3 separate regions of the Homo sapiens genome follow, and all the other regions are linked to region 1. A link is a loop called in an ENCODE intact Hi-C map of the cell type or tissue named here. Cell type or tissue: dorsolateral prefrontal cortex. All regions are shown on one strand.

Evidence for each region. Hi-C counts contacts between places; a loop is a spot of excess contacts. Peaks named below come from ENCODE experiments on the same cell type or tissue, not always from the same donor. Only the 100,000 strongest peaks of a DNase experiment are listed, where the experiment ranks them.
Region 2: it touches region 1 in a loop (4-fold over the local background); 4 of 110 quality-filtered maps call a loop at or near these places.
Region 3: a loop joins it to region 1, with 2.8 times the contacts of the local background. A loop is called at or near these places in 5 of 110 quality-filtered maps.

The regions. Positions count from the first base shown.
Region 1 is chr5:133,864,844-133,872,843 of GRCh38, forward strand. No RefSeq gene overlaps it. Among named protein-coding and RNA genes, the nearest start is that of WSPAR, 45 kb to the right of the region's middle. In dorsolateral prefrontal cortex, CTCF peaks have their summits at 4,513 (motif pointing left) and 4,722; DNase peaks (open chromatin) are centred at 4,498 and 4,918; H3K4me3 peaks cover 1,222 bases; H3K27ac peaks cover 814 bases.
Region 2 is chr5:133,975,927-133,983,926 of GRCh38, forward strand. It overlaps VDAC1 (voltage dependent anion channel 1), which reads right to left. Exons shown (of 9, transcript NM_003374.3): 6 at 4,803-5,030; 7 at 1-95. Among named protein-coding and RNA genes, the nearest start is that of C5orf15, 11 kb to the left of the region's middle. In dorsolateral prefrontal cortex, a CTCF peak has its summit at 4,128 (motif pointing left); no DNase peak of the experiment used is centred here; H3K27ac peaks cover 2,577 bases.
Region 3 is chr5:133,606,646-133,614,645 of GRCh38, forward strand. It overlaps FSTL4 (follistatin like 4), which reads right to left and starts at 5,896. Exons shown (of 16, transcript NM_015082.2): 1 at 5,680-5,896. RefSeq lists a silencer at 4,578-4,627. In dorsolateral prefrontal cortex, CTCF peaks have their summits at 4,461 (motif pointing left) and 4,661; DNase peaks (open chromatin) are centred at 4,496, 4,879 and 5,936; H3K4me3 peaks cover 3,694 bases; H3K27ac peaks cover 1,341 bases; H3K27me3 peaks cover 1,931 bases.

The DNA.
Region 1 (8,000 bases):
TGGAGGCAAGGGAGCCCCGTGGTGTGGCCCATGCATGGGAGCTTCCCAGCCCAGAGCAGGTGGCGAGGGGTGCAGAGTCTGGAGGGATGAGTGGACAAGCCAGATATAGAAAGACAAAGTATTGCTGGGCAGCATGGGGCACAGCAATAAGATTAATGGGAGGGAGGTCAGGAAGATCTTTCCAAAGAGTGACTTTTTTCAGGAGAGAGGATGAGAAGGATGAGCTGAGGACCCTGGAGGCAGGCATGTGGTGTGTGAGGAGGCTCAGGGTAGGAGAGGGCTGGAGGCAGCGGCAGCAGCAGCTCCCACAGGCCCAGAAGAAGGTGGTAAGAGTCCAGGCTTCATTCTGAATGTGATTAGAGCCCACTGGCAGATTTTAGAAAGAGACAGTAAAAGGGTGACGCCCACAAAGATGTGAATGGGATAGGAGGCAAATGGCATCCAAATTTAGGCAGCTGGAAAGCAGATGGGTAAACAGTGACTGACATAGCCGACCAGGGAAAGCCAAGGCGAAGCCAGCAGTGGAGAAGTCTGGAAGCAGCTGATTTGCAACCTCCTCAATGCCACCCGGGCTCTGGAATGAGAGGCCCAAGTGCCTGTGAGAGGTGGGGGAAGGTGGCACTGCACAATGAGGGGCTGCTGGAAATCTGTGGAAGAAGCACTGGATCCCCAGTGCCCTCCTTGCTTTGTACAGCTGAGAGCTGCTCACCACACCCACCTCCCCACTTGTCTCTGGCAGGCTGGAAATTTGCCCTCAAGACAGGCTGGTCCCCAAGGGCTGCTTTCTGGGACCCCAGGCCCAGCTGAGTGCAGGGCTCATCCTAAAGATAAATGAAGTGGAAGTCTACTTACCAAATGGCAAGAGTCCCAGCCCCTCTCCTTGCCTAGTTCTGATAACCTTGGTGAACTGGCTCACAGGAAGATTACAACCTCAAGAAAAGAGACTTATAGATACAGACAGACAAGGGTCCCCCTTTCTGGTGGGTTGTCATGTCCACTCAGAACCTCAGAATGTGACCTGCTTTGGAAAGAGAGTCTTTGCAGATATATTAATAGTTGAGGTAAAAACCAAGACGGGATCATATTGGGTTAGGCTGGTCCCTAATCCAATGAGAATGTCCCTATAAGAGACAAAAAATGGACAGAGAGAGACATGGGGAAGGCAGTCGTGTAAAGACAGAGGCAGAGACGGGAGTTGTGCTGCCATGACCCAAGGACACTAGGAGCCACCAGCAGCTGGAGGTGGCGGCCCTGCCTGCACCTTGATTTCAGATTTCTGGCTTCCAGAACTGTTTATAGTCATTTGTTGCAGCATTTTTAGGAAACTAAAGATATGATACCCCTCAAATCCAATTACCCTCTGCAGTGAAGCCCACTGCTAGACAGAGCACAGGCGTGCACACACATCACACACACACACTCTTCTATTCCACGCTTTAGTGCCTCACTCTTAAATATATGCACAGCTCTGCAGAGCTGTAATTTAATAGGATACTCAACTTTTTCCCCAAGGGAGTGGGGCACAGAGTTCAGACAGCACTGAGGTCTTCTTCCTCCTTGCTGCGCTGCTGCCTGGGCTTGCTTCTCACCCGAGGAAGGAGAGAGAGCGTGAGCCTCCATAAGCAGCATAGCCTCTCTTCCCTGCCTCCCTCCCGTAAGAGCCAGGGACAGCACTCCCCAGAGCCCAGAAAATCCTGGCAGCCTACCCACTGGCTGCCACCCCTTACTGGCCCATCTCCTACAACACAGCCCCCATCAGGATAAGCGTACCCTGGCAGCTCTGTAGAAGATGCAGAGGCCATACCCTGGGGCCACAGGGATGTGAGGGACCCATGGGGTCTGCAGTATCTGTCCTCACTTTCCCCTCTTTGTGTACACTGCCTGGGCCTAGAGACTGCCCCGTCCTGGACTCACACAGATCCCGGAGGCCTGAGCTCCATCCCCGGCTGAGGGGGTGAAAGGCCATAAGGCAGCCCCTGGCCCTGCCGGAAACCCAGAAAGCCAACGTCACACTCCCCAGGTACTGCTTTTCCTTCCAGAATAAGGTGTAGTGTCCCTTTCAGCATCTGCAAGGTGAGAGGCTAGCCCTCCCTGGCTTCAAGCTTTAGGCTGGAGCCCCTTGTCCTCCAATCCCTTCTCCAACCGCTCAGCCCTCCAGGTGGGGGAGCAGCTCCAACCTCAGAGGGCTCCATAGTTCTGCCTACAGGATGCCACCCCCTTTTGGACATACCCTGCTCAGAATCCCCAAGCAGAGAGACAGAGAAGGAGCAAGTGCAGACACCTTGCTCTGGCCTCTCAGGCCCCCTGTGATCTGACCTCAAAGGCACTGGCCCCTCTTCTTGCACCCCATGCAAGACAGCCTGGATCACTCCTAACGTTGTCGTCTTTTCCTATCTCTGAGCCTTTGTCCTTGCCACTGCCTCAGCCCAGAATGCCATTCCCCTTCCTGTTTATCAACCCTGCCCATACTTCTAGTAAGAAGTGGCTCAGCTCCAGCCCCTACTCTTAGTCCCCAACACCCCTATGATTTTTCTTCGATTCACTGAGATTAGGACTTGCTGAGGCCCAAGCTGTGTACTTGGTCTGGGAACACAAAGACTTAAGGATGAGACTCCTGAAGTGGCGCTTGAACCACATAATCCCATGAGCCGATTCTGTTTCCTCCACTGGACTGTGAGCTCCTTGGGGGAGTTCCCTCCCTGCTCAGCACACACAGCCACCCTCAGGGAAATGCAGCAGCTACTTCATGACACACATGGTGAACACACAGGTGGAAACATGTCCACAGACTCCCTGATGGCCAGCACTACAGTCTGCAGAGACACAGCTGACCGCATGCCCTACTTTGCAGATGGGAAATGGTCCTTTGAGAAAGGAGAAGAGGCTCCTGGGGGGAGAAAAGCCCAAAGCACTCCTCCAAGGATAAAAGGGATGGAAAGTGGAGCCTTGAACTTAGATCCCTTGGGGCCCGGAAGCCTGGGTTCGCATCAAGTCAGGTTCTTCCCTGCCCTGCCCTATCCTCAGGCCTGCAACACACACCCTAATCTCATTCTTGCTCTCAGACTTTTCCCTCCTCTTCTTCATAACTTGCCCCACTTCCTCCAGAAGCCGTCTCCAGCTCACTCAGTCCCAGTCCAGGCAGATCTTGCCATCTGCTCGTCCTTACAGTAAGCTTTCCAAGGCCACAGTCCTGCCCTCAAGTACAGCCAGAGCCTGGGATCCTGTTCATGACCTCAAAAGGTGGCCCAGGCAGTGGGGGAGCTGCTCGCTGGGTCCCTGGGTGACATTTAGCCCGCCTCTCTGATCACTTGTCCTGTACATTAAATATTAGTACCTCGGCTCATCCAGGGTTACTGAGGCCTTTAGGTGTGCCAGGCACAGTGCTGGGTGCTGAGGGAACAGCAGAAACCAGACACGCTGCACCCTGTCCTCATGGAGCCAACAGCCCAGTTTGGAAGATGGCCAGTGAGCAAGTATGCAGAGCTCAGGGTGAGAGCCGGGCCAGTACCATCCTGGGGAAGGTAGCACCATTTCCATTCCATGCTCTGCCTGCTCCCCCAACTTTCTTAACATGGAAGGGAAGTTGTCTGGGACCTGCAAACTACAACCCGTCCCAGCCCCACGCTCTTAGCCAACTTGGGCTCTGGTAGGTGTGGGGCAGGGGGTGGGGAAGGGAGGGGGTATGTATGCATGCGTGTGTGTGTGTGTGTGTGTGTGTGTGTGTGCACATGCATGCATGTGCCTGTGTGCATTTTCAAATACTTTCAACTTTGCAAAATAATGACATCTCTAACATAAAAACAGAAAGCCCATCAGCTGCAATCTGCCATTATATTTTTACTGGGACCCTCGTTGATCAAGAGTGTAATCTGTAAGATAACATAAGTGCTAATAATATTTTCCAGGGAAGCATTTCTCACTGTTAAGAACACAAAATGCTATTAGGGGGTATATTTGTTAACATTGATGAGACATAGATTACCCAGCTTCTGCAACAAGATGGGAACAGGCTGATTCTTTTCCCCTCTAAGCTGTTCAACTTCCAAAAAAAAATTAGCATAATGTGCTGAACGTTCTATACAATTCTAAGTTAATCTTAAAAACTCCTTTGTGATTCCTCTCCCATTAAAGACTTTAAATATCTTTATTCTCTTTTAATAGAGCAATTCATCAATGTATTCCTCTCAAAGGTAAGTAATATAGAAATATTAGATGGGGGCGATGGGTGACATGTTACATAAAAAGGAAGGCTCCATCAGAATGAATACGCTAATTAATACCGTACCTGGCACTTAGTAGGTACTTAATAAATGGATATTATATTACTTGATTGATCGAAATTCCCTAACATTTATAAAATAAAGCTTTTCAATATCATGTCAAGATTTTTAAAATACGAAACGCTTTATCATCATTTCCTGTTTAATTTTGAAGTTGGGTAGATTCTCGAAGCCCTTGCGTGCGACGGGCTTTCCTGCCTGGGCTTGGATCTCAGACTTTTGACAGAGCGCCACCTACTGCCCGAGCCTCACCACCTTCTCGCAGACCCGCTATTAATAAAATCGCCACAAGAAAAAGTAGAAAACAGTGTGTTTTATTCTCAAGCATTCAGCCAGCCCTTACTCTGTATGTGGCAGACCCTGGGGGAACAGACAAGACAAAACGCATCCCTGCTCCGAGATGTTCAATCTGCAAGAGAAATGACCAAGGAGGCAGAGCTAAATGGGGTGACATCCACCATGGGATAAGTCACAAGACAGAAGCCCAGGTCAGCTACAGACCCCCAACACTTCCCACCAGATGACTGGCCATGAGCAGGCAAAGCCCTCTTCCTCATCCACTCAGATCTCTTTACACACCCAACACAGCTGCCAGGTCCCTCCTGGTCCTGACCTCTGGGTGAAGTAACGGTCCTCGGCCAGCACAGTGACGATGGCTGGTCACTCGGGACTTGGATGCTGGCCATTAAAGCTGCACTGTGTGCAGGAAGACTCACAAGGAGCAAACAAAGGCTTTGGCAGCTCTCAACTCAGGCCTGCTCTCTACATCGCAAACAGGTTGTATTCCCCATGTTGGCCCGAGATACAATTAAGCTATTGATCCTTGTGCAAAATGGGCATTGATAAATCAATATGGAGCTGATGCTGTAGATAAACAGCGCGAGTCATCAGCAGGCATGGCATGTGTAAATGATTCGATACAGATTGGTATCTGGGGAAATTCTCCCTCAATATGGCCGAGAATGCCGAACGCTGTTAGGATGTGCAGCAGCTGCTTTTGCCCTAATTTATTGCTGTTGTCTTATTTACTCAACAAGAAGAGACTGAGCTCCTTCTGTGAGCTTGGCCATGTGCTCAGTCTGGGGACACAGGGACAATTGAGCCTCCCCATCACCATCCCCCATGAGTTCATGACCCAGGGCAGAGCTGGTAGAATTCTCCCTGCCCTCTGGAAGGTGGAAGACCTGAGTCAGGGTGGTCCCCTGCTGAGTACTCACTATGTGCCAGGCCCTGGGCTGGACATGCTATAGACAAACCTCTCAGTCTCCTGATGAGGACTGAGATAGAAGTTCCTGGCTCAGTTTTACTACTGAGAAAATTGAGGTATAGAGAGGTTAAGCAGTCACATAGCTAATAAGTGGTAGAGTGGGGATCTGAACCCAGTCTGCCCAGTTCTAAAGCCTAGATTCTTCCCTTACCTGGTTTATACAACGAATATCTTAGATCTGATCATCAAACAGGCTATTTCCACAACCAAAAACCATTCTCTCATCACAGGCAGCCAAGTGGCATTGACCACATGAGAATGGGGACACCTAAGAGCAGCCTTGCCTGACCTTGGAGGCACAGGTTGGAGGCCAAGGCCCCTAGCAGGTGGGTAGAGCAGGAATACAGTCACAGACACACAACCACAAACCACATCTCCCTTGCTAACAGAACCCTGGTGCTGTCCAGGCATCCATGCAGCAAGAAGGCTGGCCTGTATCCCAGCCCCACAACAGGATGTGAAGCTGGATTAACCTTAAACCAATTAGGGCAGTTGCATTCCTTTTGCTGATGACTAGCAAAATTCTGGCCAAGGAGACACTGCTCAGGAGAACAAGTCTGCTAGAGAGGCTCCTGGGAACAGAATGGTTTCTTAGCTCTTAAATAGAGACACAAGAATCATTTTTCACCCACCATATTGGCAAGAACCCAAAAGGTTGAGAACACATGCTACCGGTGTGGGGAAACAGGCCACTCATACGTCGCCGATGGGAGTACAAACTGATATCAATCCCCATCTCCCAAAAAAATTCCTCTAAAATAGCAGTATCTTAAAGTGACAGAAACCCACAAGGACAAAGAAGAGAGAACATGGTAGAAAACAAGTTATATCAACAAGACTTTGGATGCTGAAAAGCAGACGCAAGAGCTGACTTAGCAGATCAGAAGGAGCTGAAACCTAAGCCTCAGTTTGCATGAGTGAGTCCATTCAGAATCCAGAAAACCCAGGAATTGAGAGAGCACCAACTTCCTCAGAAGGCAGAGACATAGGTGGGGCTGAAAACAGGAGGAACTTAACACTCAACAATAAGAAAATAAACAACTCAACTGAAAAGTGGACAAACGACCTCAACAGACACCTCATCAAAGCTATGCCAAATAAGCATATAAAAAGGTGCCCTACATTATATGTCATTAAAAAAAATTACAAATTTGGCCAAGCACTGTTATTACTTGGCTCTTGCCTGTAATCACAGCACTTTGGGAGGCCAAGGCAGGAGGATCATTTGAAACCAGGAGTTCAACACCTGCCTGGGTAACATGGTGAAACCTCATCTCAAAAAAAGATTTTTTTTTAAGTAGCCTGTAGTCCCATCTACTCAGAGGACTGAGGCAAAAGCATCATTTAAGCCCAGGAGGCCAAGGCTACAGTGAGCCCTGATTGTGCCACTGCACCCCAGCCTAGGTGACAGAGCTAGACCCTGTGAAAGGAAGGAAGGAAGGAAGGAAGGAAGGAAGGAAGGAAGGAAGGAAATTCCAAATTGAATCAATGAGATACCACACACCTATTTGAATGGCCAAAACCCAGAACATTAGCACCAATGCTGGTGAGGATGTGGAGTGCCAGGAACTCTCATTCATTGCTGATGGGAATGCAAAATGCTACAGCTACTTGGGAAAACAGCTTGGCAGTTCTTACAAAACAAAACAAAACAAAAAACAAAAACGAACAAAAGAACATTCACAAAAAAAAAAACGGTCTTGGAAATTAAAAATATGAGAGCAGAAATGTTTTTATCAATAAAATGTTTGAAAAATAGAGAAAATCTCCATTAAAATTAGGGGCAAAGTAGACAATAAGAAAGATAAGTAAATTCAAGGATAAATCTAAGAGGTCCATCATTCAACTAATGAGTTACAGAAAAAGAAAATAAAACAGAGAGGATGCAGTTATAAAAAATAATATAAGACACTGCTCCAGAACTAAAGGGACTGTATTTCAAGATTTTATGGATTCTCCAAGTGCATGGCACCATGAATTATACCTAAAAAAGAAAACAAAAATATCCCAAGGAACATAATCATGAAATGCAGAACACAGAAATGGAGAAAAATCCTAAAAGCTTCCAAAGAAAATAAGCAGCTCAAATACAAACCTTGGAATCTGAAAGGCATCTGATGTCTCAACAACAATGGAAACTAGAAGACAATGGAACAATGCCTTCAAATTTCTGAGGGAAAATGATTTACAATCTAGAGTCGGCCATACTGTCAATCAAATATGAGGCTAGAATAAAGACATTTCAGATAAACAAGGTCTCAAACACACTTACCACCTTTTCACCCTTTCTCAGGAAGTTACCAGAAATATTTTCCCCCAAAGAAGAGAAAGATCCAAGAAAAAGCATGATCCGAAAAAAATGGAATCCAGGGTCCAGGGAATGCCCTGGTTGATGGTGACAAAATTCTAGATTGAAAACCTGCTAGAGAACAGCAGTCTAGACAGAGGTGGGG
Region 2 (8,000 bases), 110 kb after region 1:
TACTGTTTCCTGCTGTCCAGGCAAGATTGACAGCGGTCTCCAACTTCTTGTTCACTTTCTGGTAAATGGAGCCGCCAAACTCTGTCCCGTCATTCCTGCAAACAAGCACAGGACAGATGCTGAGCTTCCCAGGGAGGTGAGCTGCAGCCCAGACAGATCCACCCAAGTCTCCCAGAAGACAGGGATGACAGAAATGGACTGAACCAATACTGGTATTAAGGGAAGTCAGAAGTTCACCAAATTTCACAAAACAGGTACTAAATTACAGGAAGTCTGATAAGTATGGAACAGGCACCTAGCCAGGCACAGTGGCTCACACCTGTAATCCCAGCACTTTGGGAGGCCGAGATGGGCAGATCACTTGAGGTCAGGGGTTTGAGACCAGCCTGGCCAACATGGTGAAACCCTGTTTCTACTAAAAATACAAAAATTGACCGGGCTGGTGCCATACGCCTGTAATCCCAGCTACTCAAGAGGCTGAGGCAGGAGAATCGCTTGAACCTGGGAGGCAGAGGTTGCAGTAAGCCGAGATCGCGCCACTGCACTCCAGCCTGGGCAACAGAGCAAGACATTGTCTCAAACAAAAAAAGAAAAAGCCAGGGGAGAGGGGGTACGTGGTGACTCACGCCTGTAATCCTAGCATTTTGGGAGGCCGAGGCAGCAGGACTGCTTGAGCCCAGGATATAGCTTGGGCAACAGAGCGAGATCCTGTCTCTATAAGGAAAAAAAAAAAAAAGAAGCAGCAAGTAGAGCACTGAGATTCTGAGTGATTTATTTTTACTGCTACTGATGTTATTACTTTTATAAACGATTCTACCAGAAAAATGGCATGGAAGTCCGGGTGCAGTGGTTCATGCCTATAATCCCAGCACTTTGGGAGGCCAAGGCGGGCAGATCATTTGAGGTCAGGAGTTTGAGACCAGCCTGGCTAACATGATGAAACCCTGTCTCTACTAAAAACATAAAAATTAGCTGGGCATGGTGGCAGGTGCCTGTAATCCCAGCAACCTGGGGGGGTGAGGCAGGAGAATCGTCTGAACCCAGGAGGCAGAGGTTGCAGTGAGCTGAGATCTCACCACTGCACTCCAGTCTGGGTGACAGAGTGAGACTCTGGCTCAAAAAATAAAAGTAAAAATAAAAAATGTTATGGAAAGAGAAGAAAATGAGAAGAGAACACAGCCAGAAATGGCAAGAAAGGTGGGGCTGCACATATGCCTCAGAAGGCAAGTTAGAGCCCTTGGCACAACCTGCTGCAGCCACTGCTGGGGAGATACAGTTGGCACTGACCCAGCCTCTTGGAGGAGCAGCACTTCAAAAGAGCTTAATCCACAATTCATCTCGTCCACCTGTGCATACTCCTCACCCATGCTGCAACATCTAAGCCTGGCAGGATTTGAAAGGGAGCTTTTTGCTACATCATAAAATGTCTCCCTCTTTCAAAAACATTCAGAATGAAACCCCAGCTGGCCAAGCTCCCTCCTCTCTTACAAACACACTGAATGACTCCAGTTGCTGGGAATATCCCTTTCCCTTCTTCAGTCATTCAAATTCTCCTCTTCCTCTTTTGGGGCCCTGCTTAAGCTCTCAGAATTTGAAAGTCTGCCCCACCCAGCTGAACAGCCTATACAAACTCTGCAGTCACTGCCACCCCTAAAAAGGCATACGAAGAGCTCAGAGTCTACACTTTGTCCTCTGTCGGGCTGGGGTCGGCACAGATCATAGACTGTCTCTCATTACTGCTTTCAGATTGTTGTTTATACACACAGTGCATACTGGTGCCTGGTCAGAAGCAACCTTCTCCATGGAGGGAACCACAGAAAACAAAAACAGTTAAAGTGGCTGCCACTGCGGAGCTGGGATGAGCAGGCTGAGGCAGGCTGGAATCACTGCTTTTCATAGGCCCATCTGTACTGTTTGATTTTACAACCATGGGTTCAGACTCCTTTGATTAAAAAAATTAAGAAAAATTTTAATGCTGCAATTTTTTAAAAAGGAATGACCATCCTCCTTGCATCAGATGGTCTTCAAGCCTGCCTAGACCCTCTCAAACATCTTTAACATAAAATCAGTGTCTGAGTTCTGCCTCATCATTGTGGGCATTTCCAGTGGAAATGGCATTGGTTAACTGTGAGTCAGAGCCCACGTACTTTGGAATCCAGCAAAGGGCTTCAGGACCTAAGAACAAAAACTCTAGTCTTCACAAGACACTCTCCCTAAATCAGAGAATACATTCTAAATTTTCTTTTTTTTTTTTCCCCAAGATGGGATCTTGCTCTGTTTCCCAGGCTGGAGAGCAGTGGCAAAATCATAGCTCACTGTAACCTCAAACTCCTGGGCTCAAGTGATCACAGGCATGTTGCCACCATGCCCAGCTAATTTTTAAAAAATTTCTTAGAGACAGAGTATTTCTATGTTCCCCAGGCTGGTCCCAAACTCCTGGCCTCAAGTGATCCTCCCGCCTCAGCCTCCCAAGTAGCTAGGATTACACGTATGAGCCACACATTGTAAATTTTCGTTTCCCCATGAAATTCAGCGAGACAGACATTATGCTTCTAGAAAGTACAGGGAGACCCAGGCACTGCCTGATTCACAGAGAATCCTGTCTTCTGTAGACAGCCCAAGTATGCTACAATAAAACAGCAGCCTGTCAAAAATAAGATTTTTGAATGACTTTAGTAATATATTCAAATGGGGAAGTTTCTTGGGCTTACATGTTTTTAAAAAAGGCCAGACTTTTCAGAATATCCTAAAACCAGGAACACAATACTGCCTTCCTGTACAGAGCTTTCAAAACCATAAACAGAAGGCAGATGCAGTGGCTCACACCTGTAATCCCAGCACTTTGGGAGGCCAAGGCGGGCAGATCGCTTGAGCTCACAAGTTCAAGAACAACCTGGGCAACATGGCGAAATCCTGCCTCCACAAAAAATACAAAAATTAGCCAGGTGTGGTGGCATGCACCTGTAGTCCCAGCTACTTGCAAGGCTGAGGTGGGAGTATCACTTAATCCCGGGAGGTGGAGGCTGCAGAGATCGTGCCACTGAACTCCAGCCTGGGTGAGAGAGTGAGACCCTGTCACCAAAAAATAATAATAATAAATAAATAAATACACAGGTGGAACTGTTCAAATTCATCTATATGAAGCACAAAGAATTTCTGTTATGCATTTGGGCCCCTGCAAGCACCAGGGCAACCCAGATGAGTTGTGTCAGCTGCCTTCACGCTGGTTCCAAAAATAAACCATACCCACTTGTTGCTTATTTAAAATGCTGAAGCTCAGATATGTGGGGGAAATGGCTAACAGCCATTGTTCCTCCTAGAATTGGTACTGAAGAATTGGTGCCAATGCCCAATTTCAAACCAAGGAAAACACTTCCCATGCCAATCAGAATTCTACGTTCAAAAACATTTCTATGCATGTGGTATGTTTCCTATAGCTTTTTAGTATGTTTCACCTCTTCTTAATTAAACATATAATAAAATTGATATTTTCTTTGCTTTTTTTTTTTTTTTTTTTTTTTGAGACGGAGTCTTGCTCTGTTGCTCAGGCTAGAGCGCAGTGGCGTGATCTCGGCTCATTGCAAACTCCACCTCCCAGGTTCAAGCGATTCTCCTGCTTCAGCCTCCCAAGTAGCTGGGATTACAGGCACCCGCCACCACGCCCAGCTAATTTTTGTATTTTTAGTAGAGATGGGGTTTCACCTTCTTGACCAGGCTGGTCTTGAACTTCTGACCTCGTGATCCACCCGCCTCGGCCTCCCAAAGTGCTGGGATTACAGGCGTGAGCCACGACGCCCGGCCAAAATGGATATTTTCTTGGTATACATTTTTACGAATTTTAACACACGTACACAGATTAATGTAACCATGACGACAGTCAGAATATAGAACAGTTCCCTCCCCGAAACTCCCTCAGTCACTGCTTTGTAGTCATACCCTCCCCGCCCCCTGCCAACCACTAGATTGTCCATCTCTATAGTTTTCCTGTGACTTTTTAGCTGTAACAGATTCCAAATTAATGATAAAAATTCCTCAAAAAATTTATTAATGGAAATATTAGTTTACACATTAATATCACTGATTTGCCTTAAGTTTAAGAAGTTACTTCTTTAGTGACCTCTAGTGGAAAGAAATAAACATGGTAACTCTGCACCCAGCTTGTGCCTGTCACAGGTTAATTCCTCATGAAACTAAATAAAACAAGGTTTATGGATAAAACAAGATTCATGAATGAAATGTGTTTCCCTTAACTTAAATCATCAATCTACTTCAATTCTCAAGGGGCTCTCTCCTAACCTATAATCACTGTTTCCCTTCACCATACTGTCCAATAGTTACTTTTACATGCTTCACTGTACAGAGAAGATAGTTTGTAACTGAGATAATCAGCTCCTAAATTTGTCTACCATGTCTACATGTCATCAAGCCCAGCAGGCTAATCCTCAGGCATTAGACAGAGAAAGAGAGCTGTTTTGTTAACTAAAACAAAAACTGCAGGGAATGGACACGCTCTGGACTGACACCATGTCCCTGCTGTAATTAATCAGCCACTTTGTGTACCTGTGGCAATATATACTGTTCACAGAGTGGAAAGGATCTAAGACACTCCAGGAAATGGGTAGGTGGGAAACAAAAGATAGCAGCAGGCCATGTGGCTCATCTAATGCCAACAAACTCACTTTACAGTGGTTAAAAACTGGGCTTTCTTAAAAAAAAAAAAAAAAAAACAGTGAAAAGCAATCCCCTTACCACACATGCTCCAACCCCACCCCTCCCACCCTGCTGCCCCCATGTACACTTACACATTAGTGTGAAGCTGGAATTCATCAGTCTTGTAGCCAACTGCAAAGTTGCTCTGGGTCACTCGGGATTTTGCAGTCTCAAAATTCATCTGGTAGCCGGCCAGCCAGCCCTCGTAACCTAGCACCAGAGCACCCCGGATGGAAGGCCCAGCAATGTCGAAATCCATGTCGCAGCCCAGGTTAATGTGCTCCCGCTTGTACCCTGTCTTGATTTTAGCATTTTTTTTCCTGAAGGAAAATAAGTTATATTAAGATCAGAAGCTAACTCACCTTGAAATGCAAGTTGTCTTTTTTTTTTTTTTAATCCCAGGTCAAATAAAGGGAGTGGGGTGGGGGTGAAGTCAGGGCTCCAGTTCTCCCTTAAGCCACTGCTGTACCACAATGAGCAGGACACAACCTCTCTTCCACAGGGACTCAGTCTGCAGAAACCCCACAATAACGAAGTGAGAACACAGACAGGAAAAGCCTGAAAAATAAATACGAAGTAACTTTCTTCTCCTATCCTCTTTGTATGCTTAACGTAGCAGCCTACACAGGCATTCATTAGGTAGAAAGCCACCATGTAATTATGAAACAGATGCATCTTTGATATTTTCCAAACCTGTGGAAAAGATTTATCTGCCATGAAGGCAGCTACCTAAATAGCAGCTTTTAAAGAGACGGTTTTCTTCTTACTCTGTGGCTCACATGGTTAAGTAAGGAAACAAAGGCTATGTTCCCTCTAAGTGAGTACAACAGTAAAATGGATTTCAATTCCATATTCATGAGACCCCAATGAGTACATATTTCAGAGAACCGGGTACTGATGTAGAACCTGGAACTCTGCAGTCATGGGGGCCAGGAAGTGTTAGTTAGCCAGACAGTATCCCAGGTCCAACCTGATGATACCAGATGTGAGTCTATAAGCAGTTCAGTGTCTCTACTGCCGGTTCCTCAAGACCCAGCATCCCTTAGGAAGAGCAGGTGAATAGTGTCACCTGCAGACCTATTATTACCATGTCTTTTACCAAAAGTACACACTGGAGAACAAGATCACATCCAACAAATACAACATGGATCATTTTTATCTGATTGTCTCTATCATTCAGTTACAAGATCGACATCTCCCACAGGAAGCTGCATTCTCAGCAGAGACCACAGGAGGAACCAGATCCACTCAGAGCCTCAAGGACTACACAGCACTGTTCACTTCTAGCTTTATTCACATTGAGATTAATGCTTCATCCTCAGCACCTAGACCATTTCCTCCTAAATGGAACCAGTGCTCCTTGGAGAAATGGCCAACTACAGATCTTAGGCAGGAAATGTACACAGTAACCTAAAACATCTATCAAAGCTATTGAAGACTACTGGGGTGGAGGCAAAAGGACTTACAAGGTAACCTGAAGAGGCTCCCAAGGGCTTCGACAATGGAGCAATGTGAGCCTCAATAAGAAAAATATTAGCAATAGGCTGAAACATATTAAACAGTATGTTTATTCTAGGCATTATAATGACACTCGGGGCCAGGCGCAGTGGCTCATGCCAGTAATTCCAGCACTTTGGGAGGCTGAGGCAGGTGGATCACAAGGTCAGAAGTTCGAGACCAGCCTGGCCAACATGGTGAAACACCGTCTCTACTAAAAACACAAAAATTAGCTGGGCGCGGTGGTGGGCGTGTGTAATCCCAGCTACTCAGGAGGCTGAGGCAGGAGAAACGCTTGAACCCGGGAGGCAGAGGTTGCAGTGAGCCGAGATCGCGCCACTGCACTCCAGCCTGGGCGACAGAGTAAGACTCCGTCTCAAAAAAAAAAAAAAAAGAATTATAATAACGCTCAAATCACATAGCTGTCATCTTTAAAGACTAAAGAACCAACCTGTTATTTTAAAAACAGCAAAAGGCCAGGTGCGGTGGCTTACGCCTATAATCCCAACACTTCGGGAGGCCGAGGTGGGTGGATCACCTGAGGTCAGGAGTTCAAGGCCAGCCTGGCCAACATGGCAAAACCCCATCTCTACTAAAAATGCAAAAATTAGCTGGGTGTGGTGGCACATGCCTGTAATCTCATCTACTTGGGAGGCTGAGGCAGGAGAATCACTTGAACCCAGGAGGTGGAGGTTGCAGTGAGCCAAGACCGCGCCACTGCACTCCAGCCTGGGTAGCAAGAATAAAACTCAGTCTCAAAAAAAAAAAAAAAAATCATGAAACAATCATGTAAATTTGAACAGACTAGAGATTTGACAATATTAAGAAATGATCCACTGGGCGCAGTGGCTCATGCCTGTAATCTCAGCACTTTGGGAGGCTGGGGCAGGCGGATCACCTGAGGTCGGGAGTTCGAGCCCAGCCTGACCAACACGGAGAAATCCCGTCTCTACTAAAAACACAAAATTAGCCGGGTGTGGTGGCCCATGCCTGTAATCCCAGCTACTCAGGAGGCTGAGGCAGGACAATCACTTGAACCCGGGAGGCGGAGGCTGCGTGAGCTGAGATCGCACCATTGCACTCCAGCCTGGGCAACAAGAGTGAAACTCCATCTTTAAAAAAAAAAAAAAAGAAAAAGAAATGATCAACTTTTTTCAATATAATAATAATATCATGGTTATGCTCCTTTAAAATGGATTATTGCCATTTAAAGATACATAATAAAATATTTACAGCTGAAATTAAGTGTTGTTATTTACTTAAAATAGTATGTGCGTGGAGGAGTGTTATATTTATGGCTGTATAAATAAAACATGATTGGCCACAGGTTGGTAACTATCAAAGCTGTGTGATAGGAATAGAATGAGGGTTAAACATATTTTTCTGTATATTTTTGTATGTTTCAGATTTCTCATTAAAAAAAAATAAAGGTTAAAAATTCCAAATTCTCAATGAGACAAGAATTTTAGAGGTCACAGCTGAAAATAAAGCCAGCACCCCTCCCAAGTGATGTAGGAAAATAGCCTGTTCCATGGCAAGAGTGACACCGTCTTGAAACAAAATCACCACTGATACAGTTTCGATGCTGTATCTTCTGAATCTCATGTTGAAATGCAGTCCCCAGTGTTGGACCTGCTGGGTGGTGGTTAGACCATGGGGGTGGATCCCTCATGGATTGGTGCTGTCCTCCCAATAATGAGTTATGAGATCTGGTTGTTTGCGTGTGGCACCTCCCCACCACTCTCTCTCTCTTGCTCCTGCTCTTGCCATGTGATGTGCCTGCTCCTGCTTCA
Region 3 (8,000 bases), 260 kb before region 1:
GTAAACACACAGAGCAAGGTCTACTTTTCTCCCTTTCCATGTCTCCTAGCTCACATAAACGAAAAACAGCAAGATAATCCAAATCTATTCTAGTTAATGTACAGATGTCAACTCTTGGAGTTATGAAATACATAAGCCACAAAATCTGGTATTTAACTTTTAATCTGCTTTGTAATCTAAGATCAATTATGTTTTATGTTTTGGTACTAATGGGTAGCATTAAAATAAAATATATTCATTTCAACTGTGATTTTGGCAAGCGCCAAATCAGTTCATAAGAGGATGCACCAAGACTGCTGGTTTCTGGGTTGTGTTTCAGAAGGCCCAAGATCCAAGCCTGGAGCTTGGCCTGGAGTTGCCACTGGTTTTATCTGGTTTGTGTTTATATTTCCTGTAAGATTGTATCTGGAAACAGGAAAACTCTGGAAACAGGAAAACACATGAGCCAGGCCAACTACTGAAATACTCCTGGGCAGCTTGTTTGTAAAGTTTAGCTCAGTCTGTCTACCACTAGCTGTGATTTCATTTGCACTGTGGATGTGTTTTAGATGTCATTTTATACTTAACGGTGATTGACAATTCATTATATCTACAGCACCAACAGCCTGGAAATTTACAGCTCAAGTTTTATGACAGTTCAGTTCATAAAAAGGAATTAATATTGGGTCTAAATCAATTTTGATTATCTGTCTAATAATCAAATAGAGACTATCTATTTGGTTAACACTTATATAGCAATTACGATGTGTCAGGCACTGTTCTAAGCACTTCACAGGTATTAACTCATAACCCTCCTTTTTCTACTCCATGATGGGGGCAATGATTATCCCTCAATCAGATGAAAGAGGAGATGGGGTCACAGAGAGGTTAAGGACTCTGCCAAGGCCATGTGGCAGACAAGTGGCAAAACTGAAATTCCAAGTCAGGCACGTAGACCCACGACATCTATTCTCTTAACTCCCACCTGCTGCCGCCTGTCTGTTTTGTTTTGTCCTGCCTGTTTTGTTTTGATAAACAGTTGTTTTTAGTATAATGGGGAAAATCTAGAGACAGTAAGATAGGAGGCCCTGGCCCCGAGACTCTCCTTTCCTCTGAAAGCTGCCACGAGCTACTCTCCTCCTCATGGCTCCAACCAAGGGCAGAGAGCCAAGCTGCTCACCCTTAATTCCCACATTCTACCCCGGGATGGGGGCCCCTGGGCAGACTCTCCTCAGTCCTCACTGCTGCTCTATTTATGGGCTAAGAAAAAATACGGTAGAAGGAAAGAAGGGAGGGAGGGAGGGAGGGGAACCATAAAAAGATGCACAGAATCCCAGGCCGATGCCCCTCAGCTCACGGAGAGCACCAGCATCATAAGGCTAGTCACTCTGGAGAAGTAAATCTGTTAACAAATTAATTACTCCTCAAATTCAAATAGTCCTACTGGCCTTCAGATAGAGGCAAATGCAAGAATCTCCCCATTATAGAATTGGGAAGGTGCCATCCATAAGGTCACAAATCCCCTTTTAAACCTAGAGCTCCTTTTGAGATCAATTTAGATTAATAAGTTTCATTCAATCCTTGCTAAGCCCTAAGTATTAATTATAAATCTACCTAGGACTGTCCCCATATAAAGAGCTGAGACTACCTTTTGTTCCAAACAAGTCATAAAGTACACTGACTTGATGCTTTAACCATCTTGTTTGGAAGGGAGGTGTTTCATTGCTTCCCCTGTGGTTTCCTACCAGAGCTTCAACAGACATTCCCCCAGTCAGGAGAACCTGGTGCTAACCTGGCTGCCGCATAGATAGGACACCAGAAGACCAGAAGGTGGACGAATCCACCCAGGTTCAAGGACAAATCAGTGGCTAGGCCTAAACTGGAACCCAGGCATCCTGCCCCCAGGGCAACTGTTTGGTTCCTTATATTATGGCACACTTACATCTAGAGTGGGAGTTTGGATTCTTTGTTTAGATAGGCAGATTTTGCTTTTCTCAATGCTGAAGGACCTCCACTAGATTGTCTACCTCCTTGTGAAAACCACAGGATTTTCAGGTGTTCTAAAATAAGCTAATATCTGTGCTATTATTTATCTGTATTTAGAATTACAGAGGTATTACAGGTTAGTATGATGTAACATTCCAAATACTGACTTGCTTTTTGAAGAAAGCTGAAAAAGCATGAAATAGGAATGCAAATTGTTAGGGAGAAATAGGTATTCATATGAAAATACCAAAATCTGCCCCACCCAGAGAACGCACACAGGCATGTAAGCTGTCTTTATTGACCAAGTTCATAGGCCAGAGAGAAGCAATCCCATTAAACTGGCAATGGGTTTAATACAAACTTCTCTTTCTATTCCAGGAAACAGCCCTGTTGGGAAGAATGGGAATTCTGGCCCTCAGAGTTTCGGTGGCATTGTTCATCCATTCTCTCTCTCAGCCTCTCTCCCAGAACTTGGTAACTTTACCAGACTAGCCATTAAGGATTAGCCATACAGAAATGGCTTCTTTTTGTAATCAACAGGACCAGAAATTACAAAGATGATTTGGCAGAACCAAGCAATGCCACCCAGCCTTGAAGAGAACAGTCAGATTTGTGACCCTGAAGCATCTGCATTCTCAACCTTTCCAAATGAAAAAGTGTCTGCCCTACACACACTGTAGGTGTGTAGCATTTCATACATGGCATGTTGGCAATCAACATATAAAAATCAACTGGGATTCTGGAATTCCAAATACTGACTGAATACAACGTGGAATTCTCTTCTGCATGTCTGCTCAAATTTAAAGGGGGAAAAAAAGCCACATCAACCCCAGCGTGAAACCAGGAGGCTGTACGGGAACCTCTCAAAGGCTTACGACCCTAGTTTTGATATGTGAGTGTTTTAGAAAAAAAGAAAGTGGTACAGATTTCCTAAGACAGTCCCTAAAACACCAACCCAGGGAAATTAGGCATGGAGATATAGCAAGCTAACGTTGCAGCAAGCCCTAATGAAGTTAAATTGCATTTCCTATTAATTATCTACTCTATATCATTAGTTAATTCTTCCCCAACACTTGATAAATTAGATGGCTACATTATTCTATGTGCCATGTATAAATCTCTATTCCTATTTACTCTGACGTTTAACACAGACACACATGTGACTTCCAATAACCTTTATCCTTACAACCTTCAGCTCATACCTCTTAAGAACCACATGCTCTTGATTGCAGTTCTATTTTATTGGAAATTCCATGCCTTATGTTATGCATTGAGACAGAAAATGTAAAGAAAGATGTGCTCTTGAAATATCTAATTGCATTAAGCTAGGAAGCACACAACTAACCGCACATAAGCAACTCAAGAAGGTTGAGTTTGCAGAGAAACACTCAAACAAGGCAAGGTAGGAGTTAAGGTAGTTTTATGAAACAATGACTATTCAATGCTAGTCTCTGAATATAGTGTTAAGTCAAACAAAAGATCATAACGTGAAGGTCACATTTAAAAAGTCCTACGGCCCTTAGTAAAAGGAAAAAAAGTCCTCAGTGACTGACTGGTCATGGTGGAAAAATCCAACCTCCTCTTCCCTCACCCACCTCCAGGGCACAGCCGAAAGGATAAAAGTTCTCCTAATACCCAGAAAAACAAGCTGGCCTTTTCCAGAAGAAAAAGAGCTTTCCTAGAATCAACAAAAATTGAGGATGATCATAAAAGTCTAAGAGAGAAAAAAGCACTAGGACAACTCTAACGAGCAATTTAAATACATTACATCAAAGTGGACTATTTTCTTATGTGAACTTTGGCTCAGTCTGAAGTCTTTGGAGAGGGTGGTGCCTTTTTTTCCTAGGATGGGAGGGAAAAAGCGAACATTTAGCAGAGTATGGCAGAAATGGTCTAGTGATGCTGCAGTGCCTCCTTCTCACAACGCTAAGATGGGAAGCAGACACGTGCCCTGTAGGGCATCTGCTCGTATGTCCGGCTTGAGCTCCTGCCTGAGAGTTGCTGTGGCTCTGGAGTCTCAGAAGCTGCATCACTCACACCTCCGACCATTCCCTTCCCAGGTGGACCCCCCGCCAACCAGACCCAGAGTCTGTCCTGGGGGCCAGAGGGGCAGGCACAGAAACTGGCGCCTGGCTCCCAGGATTAAGAAGACACTATTAAAAAGCATCGCTGGTTTCCCCTAAATTTGGCAGTAGGAAAATAACTTAGGACTTTCAAGAAGAGTCCTAGTCGCTCACTGATCCGTCTTTTCCCCTCACAGATTGTGACACAGGCCCATTCCCGGTGAACATTTTGGCTGGCAGTTACTTCACCACCTATTGAAATTCTGTTTACGTTTGGCCCAGAGAACCTGGACGGATGTTTGTATCTCGGGGGCCCCATCTAGTACAATTCCTGGTGCACAGGCTTGCAACAAATTTACGAAGGTAACAGACCAAGCTGCCGGCGCTGTTTTTCACTGGAGGAAAGCTCGGCGGAAGCGACACCTAGAGGGGAGCGGCGGGCTGTGGCCGCGCCATTCATCAGTGTCGGCGGCCCGCGGCCGCGAGCGAGGGCTGCTGGACAGCGCCCCGGCACCCGCTCTCGAGCCGCGACACCGACCTCGCCGGGCCCGCCCCGCTGACCCGCGCACTCCTAGTGCACTTGCCGCGCCGCGCGGAGGCTCGCCGCGCTCTGGAAAACAAGAAACCCCACTGCCTCGGCGGCTTTCCGCTCCCGCAAGAGTTGCGGGCACAAAGTCCTCAGGTGGCAGGCCTGGGGTTGGCGCCGCTTTGTCGGCTGCAGGGAGCCCCAAAGACTAGCGTCAGCTCGTCCCCAAACTCGAGGCGACAGGCGCCGAAAGCAGAGTGCTGTGCCTGCCTCGTCCAGGTCCCTCCTGAAACTCAGAACTCGTCTTTGTTTTGCGGGCGCAAAGAGGGCGGAGATCATCCACAGTGCAAGCTCTCTTAGGACCAAGCCCCCAGCCCGAACGCTGAACGCCCCCAACACACTGCTCCCTAGACACGTTCAAGCGGGTACCCCGGGCCGCTCACTCTGGACCGCGGCCGGCTACGCACAAGCAGCGCCGCAGGCTGCCTGGAGTCGGGTCGTGCCCTGATTCCTTCCTCCCCAGCCTCACATGCGGCGGACCCCGGGGAAGCCAGGGCCAGGCGAAGCGCAGCGGGCCCTTTGGGCTGCAGCGAGGAGACGCAAGTTTCCCCGCAAAGCCGCGGGGAGGAGGTGCTGAGAATGCCTGCCCGGCGCCCCAACCCGGAGCCAAGGGCACCGGGCCCGGGCCGAGGGGCCGCGCTCGCCTGGCTCCGCCGGGGCCGCTCGGGGTCCTGAACCCAAGAACGGCGCCTGCAGGATTTCGGAGCCGGGCGCGAGCTGCGGGCTCGGCCCGAGCGCTTCTGCGTGGCGCCCCGCGTGCCAACCGGGTCACTCCGGTCCCCACCGTAGACCCCGGCCACGAGCCTCGGCGTCCCAGCCTCTCCTCGAGTCCTGGCCTTGGCCGGGGTAGCCCTGCCGAGCCCTGGCCCAGCGGTCCCTTCCCCGCGGGCAAACTTGGCTTTCCCGGCGCGGGCAGTAAGGACAAGCAAGCGCCCGCGCCGGGCCCTGCAGCAAGATGCGGGGCCGCGGGCGCCAGGACCCCAGTGGGGTGCAGCGGGACCGGCTGGTGGCGGCGCCAGCGACATGGCACCCTCCCCGCGCCCGCTGGGAGCTGCGCCCGCGTACCTGAGACGGCCGGGGCCGAGGGGAAGACCAGGTGGCCGGACTTGGGCGGGAGGGAGGGAGCACCCCGTGGCGGCGGCGGCGACCCCGCCCCGCGTCCTTCGGCTGGTTTCTCGGGCTGTCGGCGGGTCCCGGGCTCGCTGGAGGCTGTTGAGGCTCCAGCTCCCTGAGCCGCCGCTGCCCGCTGCTGTGCCACCGCCGCCGCGGCTGCCCTATTTCTGCCGCCGGGACCGGAGCCCGTGACGTCACCCTCTGGGCCCCGCCTGCCCAATCGCCGCCACCTGTGCGCGCCGCCCGCCCGCCAGCCGGTCAGACCCGCGCGGCGGCCACGGCAGGTGCGCGGAGCAGGCGGGCGCGCACGCGGGGCGCGATGACTCCGGAGCGCTGGGGCCATCTAGGGCCCGGAGGGAGGAGGGCCAGCGTAGCGCTCCTGCCTCTGGCTAGCGTGGAGCTCGGCAAGTGACAGCCCCTCTTCACCTCTGCTCTCCTCCAGGCTCCTTTCCGGGCCAGGTTCCCCAAAGCTGTGCTCTCCAGGCGCACAGGGGGTCTCTGAATCCGCGGCCATTGCTCGTGGAGTCCAGGCGGGCCGGTACACCACAGCAGGAGAGCTGTCCCTGGGGACAAAGTGGGTGAAATCCCCCGCCGTTGAGACCCAACAACCTGGGAAACAGCAAAGGTTTTCTCTTTTCTGAATCTTCCCTCTTCCAACTACAGAATCTTAAGACATTCAGGGCATACAGGGGCAATCCCAAGTGACATTTGCCTACCTGACCTAGCTGGGCCCAGAGGGTCCCTTCTCCCTTAGAACAGGATATTTCCCCATCCTGATCCCATCCCCAAGCCTGGGGCTCCCAAACTTTTCTGAATCCCTCTTTAACATCAGCAGCTTTTGAGATCAGTCTTCCTTCCCGAATGAACTGGAAACACCTTTGTAACAACTAGGGGCCCATAAATGGTCATACGTAGCCTCAGTCTGGCAGGAAACTTAGGAGGGAGCCCCTACCCAGGCCAGGCTGATGGCCAGGAGACTTTCTGAGGGCCTGCCTCCTGCTCTGGCTGCGTGGGCACCAGGGGCCTTCCTGGCTTAGGTGAACAGTGTTCTGTCCATGCCTCTGTAATCTCTCCTGGCCGGGGGGAGGTGACAGAGGGGATTTTTCTGAGGATGAAGTTAGTTAAATATAAGGAAAAGGGGAAGAATAATGGAAGGCTGACCTGAAGAAAGAGATATTACGTTTGTTTTTTCCTTCCACAGATTTTCCTGCCGCTGAACCCCTCCAATGCAGCAGGCACTGTGCTATTAATAGTTGCTAGAGATACAGCAGTGAATGGGCCAGCGCGGTCTTGGCATCACACAGTTTTGGTCTGGGGTCCAGCTCTCCCTCTATCACTGCCAAGCTATGTAATGCAGAGCCAATCGTATCTCTACTGTAGGTATCAGTTTCCCCACTTGTAAAATGAGGGGTTGGACAAAACCTGGTTGACTTCCCATGTGGATACCATGATTTTTACTCAGAAGGATAAAGGCTACTACATCCTCAGTGACCCTGGGCCCTAGCCAGTGTGATCCTCTCTCAGATTTGACTATGAATCTTTGCCAAGGCCACCATGACTGAACTTCTGGGGCTGGCTAGGGGCCAGATTCTCCATGGCAGGACTGGGGAAGGGATGGCACTTTTCATCTTGGGAAACAGAAAAGAGAAAATGAGTATAAAAGGAAGCAGGGAAGTTTGGAAATGTGCTGTGCCTCCCTCTGAAATGTAATTCTAAGTCTGTGGTCAGGAACGTACACCATGGCTTAGAGGCTGGATTCGGCTCTCCTCTAAGACATGAGGTATTTGGAAAAGCAGATTTCTATTCTCAGCTCTGATCACAAAGTCCCTGAGTCAACCTAGTGGCCTTATTACATAATCAAAGCAGGACTTTGTGTATTTTTTGTTTTTTAGTAACTCAAGGTCATATGTAAATCAGGGTCTATAGGTTGACCAAGATCAGAAATAGCTCTGTTTAATGCAGTGAACAGGCACTGAACTTCTACACGCTTCCCAAAGAAGGAGAAGAAGGTAGTTGCTGCAAACCAGATGTATGGAATATTCCTTAGAGAGAATGCTAACATCTGAAGTGAGCTGTTTAACTACTGTGCATAAAATAAGAGTGAAATTAAAAGTCACCTCGGAATGAGAAAGGTGAAGTGTGAATGACAAAATAAAACAAGGCTCCAGGGAAGCAGCATCAGATGCCAGTAACCTTGACACCTCTTTGAATTGCTCTGTGCTTTTACCTCTCAGTGTAATTTTTTGTTTAATAGTACACCCCAAATTGGAAAA